2 separate regions of the Homo sapiens genome follow, and region 1 is linked to region 2. Evidence: chromatin contacts called from ENCODE Hi-C or POLR2A ChIA-PET data. All regions are on one chromosome and are shown on one strand. The core of a region is the stretch at or near the end of the contact, and the rest is flanking DNA. Distances in the headings are between cores, read along the strand shown. Region 1 overlaps LOC107984215 (a long non-coding RNA gene). Region 2 has its middle 79 kb from the start of ARMC3.

Evidence for each region. Hi-C counts contacts between places; a loop is a spot of excess contacts on that map. ChIA-PET counts read pairs that join two places held with the same protein, here RNA polymerase II (POLR2A). Pooled maps may share reads with other maps.
Region 1: a loop to region 2 is called in a map of cardiac septum, with 2.1 times the contacts of the local background. The contact joins two enhancer-like sites. A Hi-C loop is called at or near these places in 1 of 168 maps with a recorded cell type or tissue (cardiac septum) and 8 of 50 pooled maps. POLR2A ChIA-PET finds 5 or more read pairs at or near these places in 1 of 52 experiments (A673).

The regions. Positions count from the first base shown.
Region 1 is chr10:23,061,861-23,067,126 of GRCh38, forward strand. All of the region lies in intron 2 of LOC107984215 (a long non-coding RNA gene), which reads right to left. Among named protein-coding and RNA genes, the nearest start is that of MSRB2, 31 kb to the right of the region's middle. Within about 2 kb of position 3,836, at least 9 of the 41 ENCODE cell types and tissues checked have a DNase peak (open chromatin) inside an H3K27ac peak, as active enhancers do.
Region 2 is chr10:22,845,801-22,851,920 of GRCh38, forward strand. No RefSeq gene overlaps it. Among named protein-coding and RNA genes, the nearest start is that of ARMC3, 79 kb to the right of the region's middle. Within about 2 kb of position 3,836, at least 21 of the 41 ENCODE cell types and tissues checked have a DNase peak (open chromatin) inside an H3K27ac peak, as active enhancers do.

The DNA.
Region 1 (5,266 bases), core at 2,586-5,085, 220 kb after region 2:
TGATGCTGTGTCTTCAGAGATAAGGATGTCCCTTTCCTCCGGGTATAGGAAGGGCAGCTGTCACATGAGGATCTTATGCCCTGCTTCAGGCAAGAAGGGGAGGGAAAGGCCAGGGGGACCTTCCTGCTTCTGCTGTTTACTCAAGTTCCTTCAGCTTAAAATATTCAGTATGCCAGCCAGGTGTGGTGGCTCACGCTTGTAATCCCAGCACTTTGGGAGGCCAAGGCGGGTGGATCACCTGAGGTCAGGAGTTCAAGACCAGCCTGGGCAACGTGGTGAAACCCCGTCTCTACTAAAATACAAAAATTACCTGGGCACGGTGGCACTTGCCTGTAATCCCAGCTACTCGGGAGGCTGAGGCAGGAAGACTCGCTTGAGCCCAGGAGGTGGAGGTTACAGTGAGCCAAGATTGCGCCATTGCACTCCAGCCTGCGCAACAGAGCAAGACTCTATCTCAGAAAAAAAAAAAAGAAAGAAAGAAAGAAAAGAAAGAAAAAATAAATATTCAGTATGCCAAGGTGCCGCTTTTTGGGGTAGGATGTCCTGAACACCGTCATTCTTATCATTTCATCACTGGCACAATTGAAGAGAAAATAACTGTTATTTCATTTTTTTTAGAGACAGAGTCTCACTGTGTCGCTCAGGCTGGAGAGCAGTGGTGCCATCATAGCTCACTGCAACTTCCAATTCCTGGGCTCAAGTGATCCTCTCACTCTCACCTCCCACCTCAGTCTCTGGAATAACTGGGATTACAGGCACGTGCCATCATGCCTGGCTAAATTTTTTTTTTTTTTTTTTTTTTTTTTTTTTTGAGATGGAGCCTCACTCTGTCACCCAGGCTGGAGTGCAGTGGCACGATCTCAGCTCACTGCAACCTCTGCCTCCCGGGTTCATGCAATTCCCCTGCCTGAGCCTCCCAAGTGGCTGGGATTACAGGCACCCGCCACAACACCCAGCTAGTTTTTTTTTGTGTGTGTATTTTTATTAGAGATAGGGTTTCACCATGTTGGTCAGACTGGTCTCAAACTCCTGACCTCAAGTGACCTGCCCACTTTGGCCTCCCAAAGTGCTGAGTTTACAGGTGTGAGCCGCCGTGCCTGGCCGATGCCTGGCTAATTAAAAAAAAATTTTGTGGAGATGGGGTCTTCCTATGTTACCCAGGCTGTTTTTGAACTCCTGGCCCCACATAATCCCCACCCCTCGGCCTCTCAAAGCACTGGGATTACAGGTGTGAGTCACCGTGCCTGGCTAAAAAAGAAAATAACTTGTATTATAGTTAGACTCATGGTACTGTGTCCACATTACATATTTTGCCAAGAAGTTGAAATAATCTAGAGATCAAGGCAGATTATTGGCCTTGAGTTGTAACTACAGTGACCGCCTCTTTTGTCAGAAGCAGAGTAGGGTGTGTCCCATTCTCAGGACCAGCTCCTTGCCCTTTGTGACTTTTTATAATAATTCTCCCACAGTCAGGGCAAATCAGAAACTGGCCAAGAAGAGGGGACTCTCTCAACACAGGGAGCAAGCAGTTTCTCTCTGACTGGAGTGTGTAAAACACGCTCCACGTAACACAGAGCAGCTCTTAAATCACTTAGATTTTCCTCTTTATGATGCCATTGCAAATTAGCTATTTTTTGCATTTGTAATTAGAACAGATGGAGAGGCCGTAGTTGGGGAGATAAATTTGCAGCAGTAACCAGGGCTGCGGCGGCCAGCGGCTGCTCCGTACTCCCTGCTGTGAGTCATCCAAGCGCCTCCCAGGAAGCAAAGGCTGCAGGACCCCCTCCTGTCTTACTTCTTTCTCATTTGGGGAGACTCCTCCTTCCCACCTACTGCGGAAAAACATCAAAAGTAGAACCTACAATTCTCGCAAATCCCCTCAGCTCCCATCTTTATCTGGCACGAATCACACGATCTCTGTCCATCAGAAATAAACACTGGGCATCGGTTTAAGAGTCACTAAAATGAAGCATTTTCCTACAAGACCCAATCGTAAGTCAAGAAACGCTTCGGAGAGAGCTAAGGCTTATAGCTAATCCATCAACACCTCCTTTTGCCTGGAAAACAAGTTCCGAGGAAACAATTGGCAAGTGTGTCCAAGCACAATGTCTGCCGCATGGTAGGTGTTTAATAAATACTCATGAGAGGATGCTTGGCTGGGAGGATAAAATATATAGAAGTCGAAAGGTCATTTTGTTGGATGAAAGGTCGTTTTCTTGGATGAAGCTATTTCTGGAGAAGCTAATCAGTCCAGGGATCCTGCCATCCTCAGCCGAGCCCCGGGGCCAGGCGAGACAGGTGGGCTGTCCCTGGAAGGTTCTGCTGTCGCTACCCCGATCCGGGCTGGACAATGGGGTACCCCTTTTCTTTCCCAGAGTGTCTGATCTGCTCTGAGAGCATGTCCAGCTGCAACCAAGAAATTGGAAGGCTTCAGCACATGAAAGGTGAACTTTCCAAAAGCCTTGGCTTCTTTCTCAACCGCGCAGGAAGAGGTTTATGTTTGGGATATTGGATAGCAGTTCGGGCCCGGTTAACACAGCTCTCCCACCACAAATCACCCCACTGCATTCTCAGATGACACTGGCCATATAAGCGCCGCTGCGTTTGCAAGACAGTCTTTTGCTGAAATGTAAAACGAGGCTGGGGAACTGGATATAAGACATTGGCATGAGGATCTGGAACTGATCTGAGACCTACTTGGAATCCTGCTTTTGTTCTGCCTGCGTGAAAACATAATTTTGATTATATGGCATATGGATAATACCACACGGGCCCTAACTACCATTCCTGTCCAACTTCAACCAGTCTGCAAAAAGTTGCTGACAGCCAACAGCTGAAGGAAGATCTTTCCACTGGTTGCAGAGAGCAGGTGTTTGTATGGTGAGGTCTTAGATGGGGTAGGACACGTTATGCTGTCTTTGTAAACTAAAACCTTGCATTTGTCACCATGTAGAGAAAACAACATTAAAAGAAATGAGTTTCTAAGAAAGAACAAACCATTCTCTGGAATTGGGTGGAACTTTTTTTGGGGGGGTAGGATCTTGCTGTGTCACACAGGCTGGAGTGCAGTGGTGCAATCTTGCTCACTGCAACCTCTGCCTCCCAGGTTCAAGCAATTCTCCTACCTCAGCCTCCTGAGTAGCTGGGATTACAGGTGCACACCACCACATCTGGCTAATTTTTTGTTTTTGTTTTTGTTTGTTTGTTTTTTAGTAGAGACGGGGTTTCACCATGTTGCGTAGGCTGGTCTTGAACTCCTGACCTCAAGTGATCCACCTGCCTCAGCCTCCCAAAGTGCTGGGATTGCAAGTGTGAGCCACCATGCCCGGTCTGGTTGAAATTTCTTGAGTATTCACCACCATATCCAGCAAAGGAAAGGAAAAATTTCGGCTTGCTGCTTATCAGTTGCTATTTCTTTCTGGATAATCTCTTTCAGATAAATAACTGACGTGGCAGACTTCCTCCTTCCCTGCATGGCCTCCTACCCAATTTCTCCCCAAGATGGCATCTGGTGACTAGGGGTCTGTAGACTACCAGGCCCCACGAAGAGACCAGTGAGAGAGAACTGCTGGCATCTGGCCTTCCTTCAAGGAGGAAGGAAATACGATGTTGGTATCATAGTCCCAGCCATTTGCCTCTGTCCATAAATTCTGTGTGCTCTCCGGTTTCTCTGTTCTAACCCCAGGCTTCTGTCAGTCTGGTGACCCCCTCTCTAGGGGACACAGTAAGTTCTAGATTCCCTACAAACTCTACAAAGGATGTGAGAGCCAGGAGCAGTAACTGCCACAGGCCACTGGCCCAGACACTTCTCCCTGCCAAAGTTCTACGACAGCTCTCTGGCATGTGGAACTTGGCATGGAATGAAACGCAGGCATCACGTGGTGTCCTGGGAGGCTCAGAGCTGTTCTGCCGCAGGGAGATACAGAATGAGAAATGATTGGCCAGGAATTACCACCAGGCAGCTGATGACCCCTGAGTGGGCTTTCGCTCACCTTCCCTGAACCCCACCCCTCATACCCAGCTCTCTCTAACCCAAAGTTCAAGAGGAAATGGCCACACCCTCTCCTGGTATCAAACAGGCAGGTGCAAACTTGGAGCGCTGAGAAACACCAATTGCCCTCTGCAATTTAATGCACATTTAGCATAAAGCAGTGAAGGGCTTAGCTTTGGCTCCTGGGGCAGGAAACAAAATTTATGTAGCTAGATCATTTGCCTTTGGTGTATGCTTTATACTATTAATAAACTAGAATGGGCTCTGAGCTCTGTGCTCTCCAGTGATGTCTAGAAATATGTGGCCGAGGGTCACCGAGACCCTCTTCAGGTCCTGGTGCAGCCTTAAGATTTCCTACGATGATTTTACAGGCACTTTTAAATTGCCACAATTTAAGGTTACTATTTCAGTGTCTGGAAGGCACGATGTCTGGAATTCATAATCTTCCCAGGAAGCTGGGACAATATATAAAACAAAATTCACAGACGTTCCCTCTTAGGTGGTGGCATTTCAGGTGATTTTGTTTTTATCTTTGTGCCTTTCTATATTAAGTTTTCTGTATCAAATATTATTACACTGACATGTAGCAGAAAATGAAAACATTTTTTCTCTTGTTAATGTTTTCTTTATCTTTTTCTTTTTTTTTTTTTTTTTTGAGATAGAGTCTTGCTCTGTCGCCCAGGCTAGTGTGCGGTGGTGTGATCTCGGCTCACTGCAACCTCCGTCTCCCCGGTTCATGCGATTCTCCTGCCTCAGCCTGCCGAGTAGCTGGGATTACAGGCGCCCGCCACCATGCCCGGCTAAATTTTGTATTTTTAGTAGAGACAGGGTTTCACCGTGTTAGCCAGGCTGGTCTGGAACTCCTGACCTCGTGATCCACCCACCTAGGCCTCCCAAAATGCCGGGATTATAGGCGTGAGTCACTGTGCCTGGCCGACAATGTTTTCATAAAGATGTTGTTTATGTTTACATGGAGTGGGTTTATTATTATTGTTTCAAATGAATTAATAAATATTTAAATTACTTTGCTTTAATTTATAGTGCTGTAAATAGCAACACACAAAAACTGCAGAAATGATATTCTTTAGAATCTTCAATATTTAGAGAATAAAGGGGTCTGAGACCAAAAAATTTAAGAACAGTGATATAGAGGATTCAATAGGATTTGGAGACAGAGGATCTACATTCAAGTTCTAGTTCTGTCACTTAACTGACATTAATTTCTGTTAAGTAACTTAAGTGCAGTCTCTGAAGTCAGACTGTCTGGGTCCCTCA
Region 2 (6,120 bases), core at 2,586-5,085:
TCCACTATCTTGATATGAATGAATAAATGAATGAATTAACGCATGCATGCATGAATGAACAAAAAATGAAAGCCCCAGAGCTGAGGAGAATCACACCTACTTTGCTGTTAGCCCATAAGCCAACATTCGCAAACTTGCATTGATACTGCAAAGCCCATATTTTAAAAATCTGACTGTGAAAAGTTGCATTTTGCACTGATTTTTTCCCTTTTTGGTCTCACAGGAAGGTGACTTAGAATTCTAGCTAACGATATTAAAAACCACTTTCCAGTTCTTCCAAGCAGTGAGGGACATGGCAGCAACAAGCAAGAAACCAGAATCACATTCACTTTGATCCATCCACCCACCACATTCACTAGATTGAATCCTTCCACCAACTTTGAATGCACCTTGATCCTTAGAAATGCATTGGAAATATGCCACAGCGTGATTCTCAGCACAGATCATGCAAGATTATGAGGCTAAAGCTATGAGATCAACTCCAGAAACCAAAGGTTGAAACCCAAAGTCTGCACCCCTGTCATTACCTCTTGCATGACATGACCTTTTTAACAAATCTCTGAATCTGTTGTCACATCCATTCTGTCATTCAGTCAAGTAAGGAGTGCTGGGAGGAGAGGACAGACTCTAGGTGGAGTCAAAAAAAAAAAAAAAAAAAAGAGTCAAAAGTATTATTCAGAACATACAAACTAGAGAGTTTGCATGCCACCTTCTGTTAATGAGGTATCTTTCACAAAACATGCTTTTGTTTTTTAGAGACAGAGTCTCCCTCAGTTGCTCAGTCTGGAGTACAGTGGCACAATCATAGCCTGCTGCAGCCTCCAACTCCTGTGCTCAAGCAAGCCTCCTGCCTCAGCCTCCCGAGTAGCTGGGACTATAGGCGAGCACCACCATGCCTGGCTAATTTTTAAAAAGAAACAGGGGTCTTGTTATGTTGCCCAGGCTAGTCTGGAACTCCTGGACTCAAGTGATCCTCCCATTTCGGCCTCCTAAAGTGTTGGGATTACAGATGTGAGCTACCTCGCCCACTGACAAAACATGTTTTATTGGAGAAGGCTAAAGCACACCTCCTCAGAACTGGGACTCCAGTGGGGTTTCAGACTGTTCATAGGTTAGTATGCCTATCAAGAGTAATTGATTTATTTTAATGTGGTTGTTTTAGCTACTTGACTGTGAATTGGAGGGAATTTGGATGGAGGTGTTGTGGACCTGAATCATACAATATGGTGGCATCATTGGTGAGGTTTTCAAAACACTGGCATGACCTGCTATGTCCAGGATCTATCATTGCAGGCTAATTTAGATACAGTTCAAAGCAAGGGATGATGCCCTGTATTCAGTAGAATAATACGTTAGGTCAAAATTTGGGCTTTTTTGAATCCTTATGCTAATGGTTGAAGGTGTCCAGGTTCTCGGCGTCTTGATCAAAGATTTGGACAAAAGGCACAAACAAAGCAAGAAGAGAATGAAATAACAAAAGCAGAGATTTATTGAAAACAAAAGTACGCTCCAGAGGGTGGGAGTGGGCCCGAGCATAGGGGCTCAATAGCCCCATTACAGAATTTTCTGGGGTTTAAATATCCTCTAGAGGTTTCCATTGGTTACTTGGTGTATGCCCTATGTAAATGGAGAGGATATTTCCTATCATAGCTGAAGTGTTTCCATTTGATTTAGTCCTAGGAAGTCAGTGTGAATTGGCCTTATGTTCCTGCCTCCAGACCCTATTCTCCTGCCTCACTTTTAGCCTATGAAGATTTAAATCCCTCAAGGTCCCACTATTTTTTTCTGGCAAATATATAAATAACGAGCCAGGCATGGTGGCTCACACCTGTAATCCCAGCACTTTGGGAGGACAAGGCAGGCTGATTACCTGAAGTCAGGAGTTTGAGACCAGCCTGGCCAACATGGTGAAACCCCGTCTGTACTAAAAATACAAAAATTAGCCACGTGTGGTAGCACATGCCTGTAATCCCAACTGCTCAGGAGGCTGAGGCAGGAGAACCACTTGAACCCGGGAGATGGAGGTTTCAGTGAGCCAAGATTGCACCACTGCACTCCAGCCTGGGTGACAGAGCAAGACTATGTCTCAAAAAATATATATATATTATATATATATTTATATAACTTTGCATCTTTAATTTTATTATGCTTTCTTTTCCAGTTGTTACATGTGAGCACTGTTCATATCTGTGAATGCTCATTTTATATTAAATGTTTAAAACTTAGTCTTTGATACCATATATTCTTTAATTAGATAAGACGTAAACACAGTTTTCATATATATACATTTTTTTCCTGAAGCCAATCTGTCCTATTAGTCAAGCAGCTCTTTTACTGAGTAGATGTCTACAGATAACATTACTTTAGAGCTGATGACGAGTATGATGCCCGTGCAGATATTTTTTGTTTGTCCTTAGAATGCCCTTTTGCTATTTCCATGGGAATGTGGTCATGCAATTAATTAGCCAATTTGAAAGTACTTCCTCTGACAAGCTAGCCACCTTTTTAGTAAGAGTGTAAATGAGCAATCCAAGGGACAGGTATTCAATTCACTAATTAATTTAAATGCAAAACCAAAGACTTCCAGGGATCATATTTCTTTCGTAAAGCAAATAGACATTTTATCATTAATAGTTACATTGTGGCCATTCATTTAATTGTAAATAGTGCCCAATATTAAGGGTAAATTCAAAAAACAACATTAGATATGAAATGCATTTGTATACTAGTGACTGAACATTTCCACCAATGGGTTTTCAGTGGCAATTTCCCCATGATATTATCAAAGAGATTTTGTTCTACAGTTTTAAGAGTGCTCTTGTATCTTTCTAAACCTCAAAAGAGAAAATATACGGTAGAATGCATCATGCATACTCATATCTTAGCCATATTGGTGGTTGACAAGAATGTCACTTGCCACTTAAGATGTCATCACACAGGAGGATAATGATTGCAACCTGTCCCCTCGCAAAGGAAGCATATCTGGGCTTGATAATATAGTCAAATAGATCCTATGTGATGGGAATTGAAGGCCACTGCAAAGCTCTCTGCCCCTAGAAGCGCCATTCCTACCGGCTTCCTATGGAACTGTCAGCCTCTCTATTTTGCCTTAAACACTTTTATGTGCATCATACTGTCCAATGAAACAGTAGTGACTGGTAAACTCTGCAAGTGGCATTGAATATATGGATCTGAAAGTCAGGATGGAGGTTCGAGTTGATGCTACCTATTCCAGATGAAAGACTTCCCAAGGAGGGTGGGCAAAGTGCAATGAGAAGATGTCAAGGTGGCGGCCTGAGGGATACTCATGTTCAGTGGCAAGAGGAAGAAGAGCCCGTGAAGGAAACGCACATAGATGGGCAGAGAGGGAGAGCACAGAGAGAGAAGAGGAGTGAATGGAACCACAAGAGGTAAGAAGCTGCTGGATCAGTGTTAGTGGTCCCAAGTGGGAAGTGGCTTGGGGTGGGGAGTGGAAGAAGGAGGAATAAGCTGGAATGTGTGGGTAGGCAGGGGACCTTAAGACCAATCCAAATGTTCTGCAAATGTTCTTAGGTCTGGGTCCGGGTCACCTTCACCAGAAGAACCTATTTCCCTTCCCAGGGGACAGACTCAGGAGGGTCTAGCCCACATACACAAACCAAGTTATATTTCAACTGGCAGAATCAGAGAAGCCTTCTCAGGAGGCATGGCCAGATGCCACGTTGCATGTGAGGTTAAATAGGAAATAACTCAGACTGCAAAGCCAAGTTTAGAATCAGAAAAACAACTAATCAGAGCAACAGCAGTGAGAACAATCTGTCCCGGAGCTGGAGCAGAGGCTGCCGGGCTCTGACAGTCACAGGCGCCGCCCTGCACAATGCAGCCATTATGACTGCCCGGCACCAACGTGGCTGAGCTCCAACCACAAGCCCTTTCATCCTGGAAGGTCTCTGTTAGGAAGCAGAGTCTGGTAAGTAGAGAGAAGTAGAAGTTTAAACGCAAATCAGTGAGTGAAAAAAAGGGAGAGAAATCAAAAGGTCCAAACTGAAAACCCAAATATTTCCTTAATTTCAAATTCTACAGTAAGTGGAGTAATATTATAAAATATTAGGGAACTCTGAAACAAAACTGCCATGCAAACAGAATATTTGCATATTTTGTCATCTAAGAGGGAGACGAGCATATCATAAATCATAAAAAATGATTTATGATATGCTACTTATACAGCAAAGAGTTTATTTTATTTTGAAATGGAGTCTCACTCTGTCGCCTAGACTGGAGTGTGTAGTGGTGTGATCTCAGCTGCAGCCTCCACCTCCCGGGTTCAAGTGATTCTCCTGCCTCATTCTCCCGAGCAGCTTGGATTACAGGCACCCGACACCATGCCTGGCTAATTTTTGTATTTTTAGTAGAGATGGGGGTTTCACCATGTTGGCCAGGATGGTCTCGAACTCCTAACCTCAGGTGATCCACCCGCCTCGGCCTCCCAAAGTGCTGGGATTACAGGTGTGAGCCACTGCACCTGGCCAAGAGTTGATTTTAAAGAATGGTATCCTCTCCTATGAACTAAGTTATAGGTTACATGATAAATTAATCAATATTTCTATAGAGATACACAAAGACATAATACTGATCATTTATTCATTTGTTCCTTTAACAAAAGTTGATTGATTGCCTACTTTGTGCTTGACATTTTGTCATGTGCTAGGCAGACAATAAGGAACCAGGCCCTTACAGGGTCCCTATGCTCACAGGGCAGCATTCCTTAGCAAGGGGAGAAAGACATCAGTCAAATAATCATACTAATAGTTGTAAAACTGAAGCCATATTGAAGGATATTTTATAGTAGGGAGACTTTCTAACTGCACCAGACCAATCTGGCTCAACTTTTACATAACAAAGTTGTGAGTTGTTTCTCTATTGCCAAGAGCCCCCGAGGTTGAAGCTTATGTAACCTGACCATGCCCAAGTGTGCAACCACAAGAACCTAAATGCTCAGCCTGAGGAGCAGAGACTGAATTAAGAAGCAGACACTGCACCAGGCACGGTGGCTTACATGTGTAATCCCAGCACTTTGGGAGGCTGAGGTGGGCGGATCATGAGATCAGGAGTTTGAGACCATCCTGGCCAATACAAAAATTAGCCAGGCATGGTGGTGCTCGCCTGTAGTCACAGCTACTCAGGAGGCTGAGGCAGAAGAATCGCTTGAACCCAGGAGGCGGAGGTTGCAGTGAGCCTAGATCGTGCCACTGCACTCCAGCCTGGGCAACAGAGCAAGACTCTATCTCAAAAAAAAAAAGCAGCAGCAGGCACCGCATGGCAGAATCCAGGATCCAACCAGATTGAGTGCGGTCATCACCTCATGGCAGGATCCAATCAGCTCATGCCTCCTGGCATCACCTCATTGTGAGATCCAATCAGATCACACCTCATTACCCTATGCTTATAAAACCTGCCTCAGCACCTAGCTCCAGGAGACAAACTTGAGCATTTCCTCCTGTCTCCTTGTGAGTTAAATGACAATAAAGCTTTTCTTTTCTCAAAAGCTGGTGCCATCATATTGGCCTCTGTGTGCATCAGGCAGCAAGCCCATTGATTGCGTGGCAACAATTTGACAATCAGAGCCACAAGAGAAGTCTTTGCTAGAAAACTGACATTTCCAAATAGAGGGAACAACACGAGACAGGTCCTGTGGCATGAAGAAGCATGACCTAAACGGCCACCAAGGGCATCTATCTCAGGAAATAGCAGGATAAAGAATTTTCTCTTTATTCTTAGAGCAATGGAAGCTGTTGAATAGTTTTAGCAGAAGAGCTGCGTTCTCAGAATTATGTTTCTAAAAGATCACTCTGGCTTCTGAGTGGAGGAGAAGGGTAAAGTATGGTTACAGGATGAGTAGTGTGGTGGTCTAAGCTGTGGCAGGAAGAAGCAACTGACATTATACAGGCTGGGACTGATGGTTGCCTGGGTTAGTGTGGAGATGGATTTGAGAGGTATTTAGGAGGTAAAATGAGCAGGACAAGGTGTTAGAATCAATAGTGGGTGAGAGAGACAGGGAGGTTATGGATGATGCCTAGATACCTGGCTTGTAGAACAGGAAAGATGGTAGTATCTTGTGCTGAAATAAGAGAGGTAGAAGAA